Regions from separate parts of the Homo sapiens genome. Here region 1 is linked to region 2. A link is an interaction called in ENCODE POLR2A ChIA-PET data of the cell type or tissue named here. Cell type or tissue: Caco-2. All regions are shown on one strand. Links, peaks and the distances in the headings refer to the core of each region. The heading gives the core; the rest is flanking DNA. Region 1 has its middle 130 kb from the start of PTPRT-DT. Region 2 overlaps TOX2 (TOX high mobility group box family member 2).

The links. Peaks named below come from ENCODE experiments on the same cell type or tissue, not always from the same donor. Only the 100,000 strongest peaks of a DNase experiment are listed, where the experiment ranks them.
Region 1: POLR2A ChIA-PET joins it to region 2 with 5 read pairs; 1 of 35 experiments calls an interaction of 5 or more read pairs at or near these places.

What each region holds. Positions count from the first base shown.
Region 1 is chr20:43,320,558-43,327,115 of GRCh38, forward strand. No RefSeq gene overlaps it. Among named protein-coding and RNA genes, the nearest start is that of PTPRT-DT, 130 kb to the left of the region's middle. In Caco-2, for the core only: no CTCF peak of the experiment used is centred there; a DNase peak (open chromatin) is centred at 3,291.
Region 2 is chr20:44,047,854-44,054,411 of GRCh38, forward strand. It overlaps TOX2 (TOX high mobility group box family member 2), which reads left to right. Exons shown (of 9, transcript NM_001098797.2): 4 at 3,453-3,692; 5 at 6,446-6,558. Among named protein-coding and RNA genes, the nearest start is that of JPH2, 140 kb to the right of the region's middle. In Caco-2, for the core only: no CTCF peak of the experiment used is centred there; a DNase peak (open chromatin) is centred at 3,638.

The DNA of each region.
Region 1 (6,558 bases), core at 1,169-5,168, 730 kb before region 2:
ATGACCTTCAAAACCCTGCACCTCACAGAAATGATCCCCATGAAGGCATGAGTGGATACGTGGCCACTCTGCTGGGGTATGAACTTCCGGGTGCCATGCTCCAAAATCCTCCTCAGCTGTCTCATTCCAGCTGCATTCTGGAGCCCAGACCCCATCCAGCTCCTCAAGCTGCTGTCCAGTGCTGATGTGGAGTGCTGTCTGGGAACCATCGCCTTGCCCAAGTGCATCTAGAAGCCTTCCTAGAGTGTGGCTAAATCCATGTTGTTTACTGGGGTGTCCCTCCTTCTAGACTTATTAAATCCACTTTCCCTCCATTAGAAATAAGGAAGTGAGTCAGAGCTGCCACTTCAGGCACCCAGGGACAATGAATGACCCCCACGGTCCAGAGGGAATCCATAAACCAGAAAAGAAAATTAGGATCTGACTTCCTGGAGAAGCAGAGATGCTGCCAAAGCTCTGCCCTAAGTTATCCAGTGGGTGGCCTACTGGGAACTTAATCATATTTGGGTTTTTTTTCCTGAAGTAATCTTCCCTATTTTTGGTTAGTGGGGTGTAACACCTCTGGAAAGGAGGGGAGGCCAACTGGGGCGGTTCTGATGACTAAAACCCGATATGAGTTTGCAGGGGCTGCCCCAGACCGGGTAGTTTCAACAGAAATTTATTTTCTCTTGATTTTATTTATTTTTATTTTATTTTTTATTTTTTGAGACTGAGTCTCACTCTTTCATCCAGGCTAGAGTGCAATAGTACAGTCTCGGCTCACTGCAACCTTGGCCTCCCAGTTTCAAGCAATTGTCCTACTTTAGCCTCCCAAGTAGCTGGGACTACAGGCATGCACCACCATGCCCGGATAATTTTTTGTATTTTAGTAGAGATGGGGTTTCACCACGTCGGCCAGGCTGGTCTCAAACTCCTGGCCTCAAGTGATCTGCCTGCCTCGGCTTCCCCAAGTGCTGGGATTACAGACATAAGCCACTGCACCCAGACCATTTTCTCATGATTTCAGAAGCTAGAAGTGTAGGATCAAACTGTTGGCAGGGTTGGTTTTGTTGAGCCCTCTGTCCTTGGCCTGAAAATGGCCATCTTCTCCCTGTGTCTTCACAGGGTGCATGTACATATCTGTGTTCTCATCTCCTCTAGAAGAACACCGCTCATATTGGATTAGGGTCTACCCCTATGACTTCAGTTTGCCTTCATTACCCCTTTCAAAGTCCTATCTCTAAATACAGTCACACTGTGAAATACTGGGAGTTGGGACTTCAACATATGAATTTGAGGAGGTTGGAGAGACACATTTCAGCCCGTAACAGACCCCACCCATTCCCCTTGGGAGAGGGTCAGCAAGTTCAGCATGCCCCTAGGGCTGGGCTTTATTTTCCTGGAAGACCCAGAAGTCCTGTCATGGGAGTCGAGAATCAGAAGGAGCCCTTCTGTGCAAGACGGTCTCAAGGAGGAGAGAGGCAGTGCCCTGAGAGGGAGGGTGGGCGGAGGGAAGAGGAAGGGGCACTGAATTGGGGAAAAGACGCCTGGTCACCACGTTTTAACAGGGATATGAATAAATTCATTGTGCCTAAGGAAGATGAACAGACTGTGAAAAAGCCTTCAAAATCACAAGGGACATTTAGCTTGAAGAGGAAAAGACATACGGAGTAAAGGTCTCTGTTTTCACCTCCCTGAAGAAAGGTAATCAATGTGCCCCAGAGGACAGAACCAGGACTTGTAGGTAGAAAGCAAAGAGAGGCATGCTTCAACTGCAAGAAAATAAAAGTGTTCCAAGCAGTGAAATATTTGACCTTGGAGTAAACTGCTATAATAAGTAGTATGCTCCCTTCACTCACAGTATTTCAGTCGGGCTGAAAGATCATCGGGGTGCCTAGAGGAGAAGTTTTCATGCACTTCTCAAATTCTATGATGCTCCAAATCAGAGGGTTGGACAAAATAATTGTGCTTAAAACCTGCCCTTGTGGTCCTCTTGTCTCATATAACACTTAGCAATCTCTCTCTTTGCAGACTGGCTGAAATGCAATGAGAGTGCCTGATGACACATAATTTTTGGCACAGAATTCACGACATTCATCTCAAATGTCCAAGCTACTACTATAAATTAACAGATCTTCACACACACACACACATACACACACACACACACACACACATAGCTCATCTCAAAAGTGTGAGAGAACTTCCGAACCATGTGAGAAAACCAAGGCTTTTGGAAGAATATGGCTCTGCGTCTGTCAAGTCAGGAATCCATCCTTCTAGAAGGGCACGGTAGTCAGAGGAAAGTCCCCTCTCCTCTAACACACACACGTTGATGTCCACCTCCTAATCCCCAGCACCTGTGAATATGGTACCTTACAAGGCAAAAGGGACTTTGTAGGAATGATTAAGTTGAAGGACTCTTAGATGGGTGACATTCCCCTAGGTTATTTCGCTCCTCCAGTCGAATCATGTGAGTCCTCATAAGCAGAGATGCCTCTCCTGACTGCAGTCAGAGAACCAGAGAGGCGCAGCAGGAGAAGAACTTGGCCACAAGCCAAGGAATGCAGGAAGCCTCTAGAAGCTGGAAAGGGCAAGATGATGGATTCCCCCCTAGAGCTTCCAGAAAAGATGCACCATGTCAACATTCTGATCTTAGCCCAGTGAGACCAACATGGGACTTCTCTTCTCTAGGACTGCAAGATAAATTAAATACATTTGTGTTTTTAAACCACTTGTGATAATTTATTAGAGCAGCAATAGAAAACTGATACAAAGAGTCAGGCACTCTGAAATCATAAAACAAGGATTCAACTCCCAGTCGGCAGAGTCCTAGCTGTGCAAACTTGGGCCAATTAATTAACCTCTCTGGATCTCAATCGGCTGCTAATGGGGCCGTTCACTACTCTCAAAGGGCTGATGTAAGTATTAACGTAGATAATAAACCACTAGTAACGTGTCTGGCACAGACAGCCCAGCAGATGTTCCCATCTCTTCTTTTCCACCTTATTTGCTCCTAGCCTACTGTGTTATTTGCGTCATTGCTCCTTGGGAAATGAGGAAACTGGGTTCCAGGTAAGCCCGAAGATAGGCACAATAACATGCAGCTGATGAAAGTTAAAGTGGGATTTGCAGTCTGGCTTCAGGAAGCCCCACTTGGAGGCCTGCTCGCAGAGCAGCCAGAGCAAATCCCAGCCACAGCACAAAGGGCTCCAGGAACCACATTCTTAGAGATCACTCCAGGAGGTGCCCTGGGGGCAGTGGCCAATGATAACCAGGAGCATAGGCTGTGGGACTATACTAGATCAAGGGCTAAGATTTCCCTAGGGTCAAGGTGTTCTGATTCAACTGGACTGCCCCCGGCCCCCAGGCTTCATACAGGGTGCTGGTGAGGAATTGTCCAGGTGTGCAGGAATGCGGGGAGGTGTCTACTGGTGATCTGAGCAGTAAGAGCAGCCTCTGAGGGGGTGATATTTTTAAAAAACAGGATCTTGCTGTGTCACCCAGGCTGGAGTGCAGTGGCTCCATCACAGCTCACTGCAACCTTGAACTCCTGGGCTCGAGCTGTCTTCCCTGCCCCCACCCTCCCCCTTCCCCACCCCCCACCCCCCACCCCAGCCTCCCAAGCAGCTAGGACCACTCGGGACCTATGCCACCATGCCTGGCTAATTTTTTTTTTTTTTTTTTTGTACAGACAGTCTCACTTTGTGGCCAAGGCTGGGGTGACCCTGCTAATGGAGCTGGCAATGAACTGCATTTTGGAAGCTCAAGCAGTCACTCTCGTCCAGGTGAGCCTGAAAAGTGTCGTCACTGACATCGCAGGTCAGAGCAATTGAATGAACTGTGGAATTCCTGCTGTGAGTCTGTTAGGCTGCAGGATCCAGGATCCTCCACCCTTATCTAGTTCCAAAACTTTTTATCACCCCATAAGGAAACCCTGTACCCAGAAAGCAATCATAGCTCTTTGACCCCCTCCCCTGACAACCACTAACCTGCTTTCTGGCTCTATAGGTTTGCCTATTCTGGATATTTCACATAAATGGACTCATACGATATGTGGCCTGCGGTGTGTCTTCTTGCACTTAGCGTAATGTCTTGGAGGTTCATCCACATTGTGGCATGCATCAGTACTTCATTCCTTGATGTGGCTGAGTCCTATTTCATTATACTTAATTTTTTTAACAAGATGTTCCACATTTTCATTTTGCACCGGGCTCTGAAATTATGCTGGTCTTACGAAGCTCTCTTACGGGGTTGCAGAAACCGGTCACTCTCAACTGGCCCCTTGCCTCCCCGCCCTCCTCTCTCCATGCACCCTCCACTGTGCAGCCAAAATGGTCTTCCTTGGACGAAGCCTAAGCATATCATCTCTGTGCTTAAAATCCTCCTGTGACTGACACCCATCGCCCTCACCCCTACCATATCTCGGCCCCTTGGCTAAAGGATCCAGCTCTACAAAGGAGCCAGGCTGTAGGGAACCTCCATGCCTTCGCCCATGCTGCCACTCAGCCTGGAAGGCCCTCCCCCCACTGCCCCCCTTCTTCTCAAAATTGACTCCAATACGGTAACTCTATGATTCTAAGGTCTTCATCCTCAAGAATGAGGTGAATGGTTAAAGGGCCCTTAGCTCGCTAATGACAAAGATGCAATTTGCTTCAAAGCTGACCTTCAGGAAAGAGGACTAAAAAAAATAGATGAGTCAATTTAATCTTCTGCACTGACACTTCCAGGGACCATAGAATGAACTTACAAGGGAACTTATGTAAGTTCCTTTGTGAGATATAAATAAGCACATTAAAGTATTCCTGCTTCTGTCCAGCTTAATGGCCAAGAAACTAATTGTCAGAAATCGGAAAGGAGCTGAAATAAATATGGGTAGAGTGCTGCTTGATATTATGAAGAAATCTGGCCCAAAAAGTAAAGGCAGGGACGCAGATAGGGGATGTCCAGCTGTCCAGTGGGCAATTTTTCATTGTGGTCATGAACTTTTTTCTGAGACATAGTTTTTTGCTCTTGTTGCCCAGGCTAGAGTGCAATGGCACAATCTCGGCTAAATGCAACCTCCGCCTCCCAGGTTCAAGCAATTCTCCTGCCTCAGCATCCCGAGTAGCTAGGATTACAGGCATGTGCCACCACACCTGGCTAATTTTGTATTTTTAGTAGAGATGGGGTTTCTCCATGTTGGTCAGGCTGGTCTTGAACTCCCGACCTCAGGTGATCCGCCCATCTCGGCCTCCCAAAGTGCTGGGATTACAGGCATGGGCCACCGTGCCCAGCGCTCATGAACTTCTCTGCTTTCTCACATAAACCATCATTAAACAGTAGCTGGCACCACCTGGATGCCACTTCCTGCCAAGAGTCATGAGGGCATGGTGTGCAGGGGACAGTGGGGACCCTAAGGTCTAGTGCTCATCCATCTGGCTTGTCCTCTCAGTAGCAATGTCCTCTAGGGCCAAGGACTCCTGACACCAGAACCTCAACTGACAGCAGTTGCATCACAGGTCAGTCTTTGTGGCTGGGCACAAACCTGCAGGCTGGACTTCCCAGCTGTCAAGGCCACCCCCTGCCCCCTCTGTCCTCCCCTCCTCTCTCACCTGGCCCCGGATCCCCACCTCCAAGATGTTGCTCTATCTGGGTGATCATCTCCTATCTTCAGTCTTTCCCACCCCAAGATTCCTTCTCGCCCACCCTTGAAGGTGCACATCTCCTGAGGTGGGCAAAAGCCCCGCCTTGACTCTGCCTCTCTCCCAAGCCAGTAGCTCCTCTCCCTCTTTGACCACCCCCTATCACCAAACACAGTCCATCCTTCCTCACCTCCCTGCAGGCTGCCCAGCTCCAGCCTCACACTCCACAGTCCTTCATCTACAGAACAATACGATCCCTCTGAAACATATCTGGACCACCACTGCCCTGCCTGAACCTCCCAGGAGACTTTCACTACCCCCAGAAGAGGGCAAGTCTCAAGCTGGGCATTCAAGGACCATGTTGACCTGGCCGCCCTCACTTCTTGGCTGTCAGACACCCTGCAGCCACTCCTCCCCCACTTTTGGCCTTCAACCTCTCTGAGTCTCTGTTTCCCCATCTATGAGGTCAGTGGTTTGGACCAGCTAATCCCTGAGGCTCCTCCACGGTTCTAAAAAGGAAACACAGCACACACGCATGTGCGCACGCACATACACACACACACACACACACACACACACACGTGGGCACACACCACTTAGGCTTTGTTCTGAGTACCTAACTGCCTCCCATAGAAAACTCAAGAACAGGAGGTGAGGATCCCAGCGGAAGCAGTGGGCGCATTCTCTCTCGTGCTTTTTTTCTCTCTGCTTTCAATGTATTTTACCATCTTCTGAACAAAAATAGCCTGTTTGATTCCCTATGGGAAAAAATAGAAAAGAAGATAAGAGTCAAATTAGTGTCCACTCTCATAAAATTTTTTTTTAATGGAAAGAGAAGGAGATAAAAAGCAAAAAGGTAGAGACATCAGGCCCACAACTCAACCAGAAAACTTAGCTGCCCATGGCTGGAGATCCAGATGGGGCCAGAGAAACTAGGAAAGTTGAGGCAGGGATA
Region 2 (6,558 bases), core at 1,738-5,737:
AAAAAAAAAAAAAAAAAAAAAAAAAAAAAAATAAAATATAAGAGCTGGTTCTTTGGCTAGACAGTTGAAATATATAAACTTTTGGCCGGGTGTGGTGGCTCATGCCTGTAATCTCAGCATTTTGGGAGGCTGAGACGGGTGGATCACTTGAGGTCAGGAGTTTGAGACCAGCTTGGCCAACATGGCAAAAACCCATCTCTCCTAAAAATACAAAAAGTAGCCGGGTGTGGTGACATGCACCTGTAATTCCAGCTACTCAGGAGGCTGAGGCAGAAAAATTGCTTGAACCCTGGAGGTGGAGGCAGAGGTTGTGGTGAGCCGAGATAGCATCACTGCACTCCAGTGTGGGCAACAGAGCAAGACTCCGTCACAAAAAAATAAATAAAATAAATTTTGAGAAGGAAAATTTTAAAAAGCAACGTGTATTCACAATATTACAATTTTGAATGGGAACTGATGAAAACCACAGAGTATATTTTTAAATATATTATCCAGTTATATGCTAGTACATGTTAGTATCTGGATAAAATGAATTTATATATATATATATATATATATATGTATAATTTACCAAAACTGACTCGAGAGAAAATGGAAACTGAAATAGACCTATTAGCCATGAAGGATATTGTGAAAACAAAAAGCACTGGGCCTCAGATGGTTTTCTGTTTAAGCTCTTTCATTCTCTAAGGAAAATGTAATTTATATGTTATCTATACTGTTCCAGGGCATAAGGGAAGAGTTCAATTTCTAAAGCTGATCATAACAAAAACATTTGACAAAAGTAACCCTAAAAAATAAAAACTAAGAGATTTGTAATAAAATACATGCCAGACACATTCAAACAAACATACAGGCAAGGACAGCATTATTCATATCAGACTCCACTGAATTCAAGGCAAAAAAAAAAATGAGACAAAAAAGATACTTAATAAAGAGTTTAATCCATAATGAAGATACAATTGTCTGTCTTCTTTTTGTAATAAAAACCAATATCAGGGCCAGGTGTGGTGGCTCATGCCTATAAAATCCCAGCACTTTGGCGGGCCGAGGTGGGCAGATCACTTGAGGTCAGGAGTTTGAGACAAGCCTGGCCAATATGGCGAAACCCCGTCTCGCTCTACTAAAAATACAAAAATTAGCCAGGCATGATGGTGCCACCTGTTGTCCCAGCTACCTGGGAGGCAGAGGTTGCAGTGAGCCAAGATCGCGCCACTGCACTCCAGCCTGCGCGATGCAGCACAACTCTGTCTCAAAACAAAACCGACATCAAATTCCCAAAACAAACACTTTAAGCATTAAAAGGAGATATTTTTATGGAAACAGAAAAATTGCAGGCAATCTGGACAAGCCTGTGTAAGATTAAAGAGCCAAAAAGGTAAGGAATCTAAAGAATAATCACTGATGGAATGGAAAAATATACTGCTGTATTCATCTGCAAACATAGCCTATTCTTTGTAAGGACTGTGGAATATGTACACAATTTAATCATATTTGGGTCTCAAAGAAAACCTTAACAAAATCTCAAACTTGTAAATAGTACAGACCCCATACTTTGATAATTTTTGTTACTGGAAATTGTAGCCAAAAGAAAAAGAAAATTAGCCACTTAGAATTTCCAGAACTCTTCTTTTTGTTAGCCTTTTTAAATTTAAGCTCCAGGGTATATATGCAGGATGTGCAGGTTTGTTACCTAGGTAAATGTGTGCCACGGTGGTTTGCTGTACCTATCAACTCATCACCTAGGTGCTAAACCCAGTATGCATTAGCATTTTTCTTGATGCTGTCCCTCCCCTTGCCCCCTCAACGCGCCCCAGTGTGTAGTTCCCCTCCCTGTGTCTAAGCGTTCACATTGTTCGGCTTCCACTTACAAGTGAAAACATGAGGTGTTTGGTTTTCTGTTCCTGCATTAGTTTGCTGAGGATAATGGCTTCCAGCTCCATCCATGTCCCTGCAGAGGACATGATTTCATCCCTTTTTATGACTGTATAGTACTTCATGATAGGTATGTACCACATTTTCTTTCAGTCTATCTTTGATGGGTATCTGGGCTGATTCCGTGTCTTTGCTATTGTGAATAGTGCTGCAGTGAACACACACGTGCATGTATCTTTATGATAGAATGATTTATATTCCTCTGGGTATATACCCAGTAATGGGATTGCTGGGTCAAATGGTATTCCAGAAGTCTTCTTGAACAACTCTTGGATCAAAGAAGAAAGTAGATTTTAAATGTTCTCATCTAAGCAATGCTAGGTGAGGTGATGAATATGTCAATTATTTCACAGTGTATACATGCATCAAAACATATCGTACATATAAATATATACAATTTGTCATTTGTCAATTAAAAAATAAAATACAACTCAAAATTGAGGGGGAAGCAGCAATTATGAATCTTTAAAATGCGGAGGAAGGGATAGCTAAAGACAAAGAATTAGAAAACAGAGAAGCAGAAGTGATACACTTGAGATTTGATTCTTTTGAGGAGAAAAGAAACAACCCACATAAAACTGAAAACCTGTTTGCTTTCCTAATGAAGAAAAAATGGGAGAAAAACAGATACTTGATGTTTGTTAGAAATTAGAAAGGGCAAATAAATAACCACAGATGCAGAGGAAATAAAAATCGTAAGAGTATGCAAATAGGTATGCTTCACTCAACAGGGTGTGGACATATATTTAGGTCCAAAGTCCTATCCTCAATGCGTGTTTAGTGTGAAAAATGCTTATATGTAAAACCAATAACTTTCCAGAAGTAACCAGTTAGAAAATATCATGGGGAATGGAGTTAATAACAAAATTGCTGACCTGTAGGAAGAAAAGTACTCAACTTTATCAAGAAATTTATTTATTCAATGTATTTAACACATGCTTATACAATATAGGGCTTACTGTATGCCAGGTACATTTGATCTTTAAGGAACCCTAGAATGTAGGTTTGCTCATATCCACATTTTACAGATGAAGAAACTGAGGCACAAAGAGGTTAGGTAACTTGGCCAAAGTCACCCAGCTGGTAGAATGGCAGGACCAGGATTCAAAATGTAGTTAGCGTCGTCCAGCATCTGTGTGCGTTGCTATCATGCTGACTGCTCAGTTCATGCAGAGACATATTGCATTCCAGGAGGGAAGACTCGGTCTCATCAAATGATCCAACATAACTGGACTGAGCTCTCTGGCAGGGGCTGAAATGCAAAGCGTCTGTCCGAGGTGAATGTCAGTAGAATGGCACACAGCCACGGAGCTGCCGGTTTCCCACGAGTGCACTTAATCATACAGAGGTCCAAGTAGCATGAGGCTCCATCTTGAGATTCACCTGTCAGGGATCGGAGCAGGAGCCGCACCCATCACTTCTCCTCTGCATTCCCTCCTCTAAGTCCGCTAGCACAGATGTGATGGAGTGGCAGGACAGATCCTTCCTAACTCAACCCTCCTGTCCTCCTCTCTTAGATCCAGGAGATGGTCCACTCGGAAGTGGCTGCCTATGACTCGGGCCGGCCCGGGCCCCTGCTGGGTCGCCCGGCAATGCTGGCCAGCCACATGAGTGCCCTCAGCCAGTCCCAGCTCATCTCGCAGATGGGCATCCGGAGCAGCATCGCCCACAGCTCCCCATCACCGCCGGGGAGCAAGTCAGCGACCCCCTCTCCCTCCAGCTCCACTCAGGAAGAGGAGTCGGAAGTGCATTTCAAGGTATGTGCGGTGGAGGAACAGAGCCTGAAGCTGCCCTCCTGTCGGCAGGGAAGGGGTCCTGTGGGGAAATGGGCATCACCTCCCTCTAGTAAAGACTAGAAAAGCCTGATGTCCCAAGGTCCCCGTAGGTGCCATTCCCACTGAGCAGGCGTTCCTGGTGGCGGTTGGGATGTCCGCCACAGAGCTCAGTGGTTTTCTGTTAAGACCCCCAGGCCACGCTGGAAGCCAAGGAAAAAGCACATTGGCAGGTGGAGCACCTGGTCAGGGGGGATGGCACCTATGGGGCTTTGTGGCATCGGGCTTTGGCTGCTCCAAGTGCTGAGCGTCCTTGACAAGCTGTGTTCCCTCGGGGCTCCCACAGCCTTGTGCGTAAAGCAGAGAAAATTCCAACAAATGTTGAGGGGATGGGGTGAGAAGATCCTGTGAAAGTTGGCAAAGACTGACTCCTGAAGGCCAGTGGGCGATTTCAGAGGTGTGGACGGCTTCAGCAAGGCCATCGGGGTCACATTTATGGCCATTTGGCCCTTTTAGGAGAAAATATTCTGACAAAACTGTGTGGTCCAGAAGACAGCACCTCTGGGCCTAGAGTATTCACTGACCTTGAGGGTGGGGTGCAAAAATGACCGCCCCACTGGGAACATGCATTCCCCCAACATTCCTGGAGTCTAGAGTGGTTTGACCTCCTCAAGAACATGGTAGGGATGAGAGCCCGCCACCTGTCCGGGCTCTGGCCCTTCTTTGCATTGACTCCAAATCCACCTCCCGGTGAGAGAACATCTTGTCTTACCAGGGAGGAAAACAGAGGCCCAGAAATGCCAAAGACAGAAGTGTTTGCCCAGGGCCTCCCAGCGAGCTAGTGGCAGAATTAAGACTTATCTCCCTCCGTGCCTCCTGCCTCTGTCGATCCAGTGTCCTTTCCACGTGGTGGCCTCCCGAGGCCTAGGGCAGTAACCCTGGACTTTGGGGGAAGAGGGGTTTACTTCTGGATCCTGGCCCAGCTTCATCCTAAGGATGACTCGACCTCTATTATAGTCCATGCAGGAACGGTTTTTATTTAACAAACACTCTCTATGGGCCAGACACTGCTCTAAACACATAACAAGTATACGTCCATGTAATCCTCATAAAAGTCCTATAGGGCAGGGACTGTTATTATCTCTGTTTGGCAGATGGGGACACTGAGGCACAGAGAGGTTAAGTAATGTATCTGGTGTCACACAGCTAGTAAGTGGGGGGAACCAGGATTCAAACCCAGGAGGCTGCAGGTGCAGTCCAGTGTATGTGCCCTCAACCCCCTGCCCTGCTGTGCCTGTTCAGGACTTTATCAATGACAACATGCCTCTTCATCCCTGATCTTGCTAGGGTCACACCACGGTGCTAACACAACTGGGGCTTGGAGAAGGGAGTAGCTGCAGAGATAAGCCTCAGGAACAGAACCATGTCCTTCAGACATGGATGCCTGATCATGCCTACTGGCCCATGGCTTTGTCATCAGGTCAACATGTCACCTCCATCTTCTTGGCTCCTAGAGCCAGAGTCTTCACTACAGGGTCCAGGGCTTTTGACCAAAGTCCCCTGTTCCTACATGGCTTGAGTGACCCAACAGAGACCCACTGAGGTCTGTGGTGGGCATCCCAACACCACCCCATCCTGGAAGCCCTAAGTCAAGTGTTCACAGGATCATGGTCCTGCAGTCTGTCCAGAGTGAAGCCACTGGTTCCAGGGCTGACGCAGTAACAGTCGCTTTAGCCTCGTGCCCTCCCCACTTCACAGGGTCAAGGGACTAAGCCACCTGCTCAAAGCTGCACAGCTGAAACATGGCGGTGGAGACCAGCCTTTTGTAATGCAGGATCCTTTTTGGGGATTGTGCTCACAAGTGGGAGGGCAGATATATACACACACACACACACACACACACACACACACATATATATATACACACATATATATACAGACATATATATACTATATATACACATATATATACATATATACTATATATATACATATATACTATATATACACACACATATATATACTATATATACACACACATATATATACATATACACACACACACACACGTATATACACATATACACACATGCACACACACTCCAAACTTGGAAATAGGCCCCCAAATAACTGCACATTCTTTCAATGTCATACCAAAGCCTTGGCTAACAGGCTCACTCAATAATTATCTGATTCCCTAGGAAACTGGACCTTTGCTTTGATTCATTATTCACTATTGATTAGGGGATTTCACAACTCTGTAAAAGAAGATGTTACCTTGGGCGGGGGAGGGGAAGTGATAAGAGATGTAAGGGATTTTTGTCTGATTATAAGGCAAATTAACTTTGCCCGGTAGAGATGCAAATTTCTGTCCAGTAGAAAAGATTAAAAGTCCCAAAGGTGATAGTTTCAGCGCTCTATTGGGCACTAACCAGTTTCACGTGTAATTTAGTAATCTAATTCCAGCATTCTTTCCATTCTTTCAGTGACTATACAGTCCGTCTTCTCCTCCTGCATTTCTCTGAATCAACTTTACAATCATGCTGATTCTCTTTAATGAGTTAAACACCCACCCAGGGTGTGTGTGTCTGTCTGTCCATTGCCCCCTCCATCGCGCGAGTGGTTATCTGTGCATGAGCAGGGCTGGAGAAGTGCAGCTCGGCCCAAGTCTGTGTTGATCGCCTTTGGCAGGAGGCCCTTGGGCTTCTTTGGTTTTCTGACTCTTCTCACTCGGGCAGATCTCGGGAGAAAAGAGACCTTCAGCCGACCCAGGAAAAAAGGCCAAGAACCCGAAGAAGAAGAAAAAGAAGGACCCCAATGAGCCGCAGAAGCCTGTGTCGGCCTACGCACT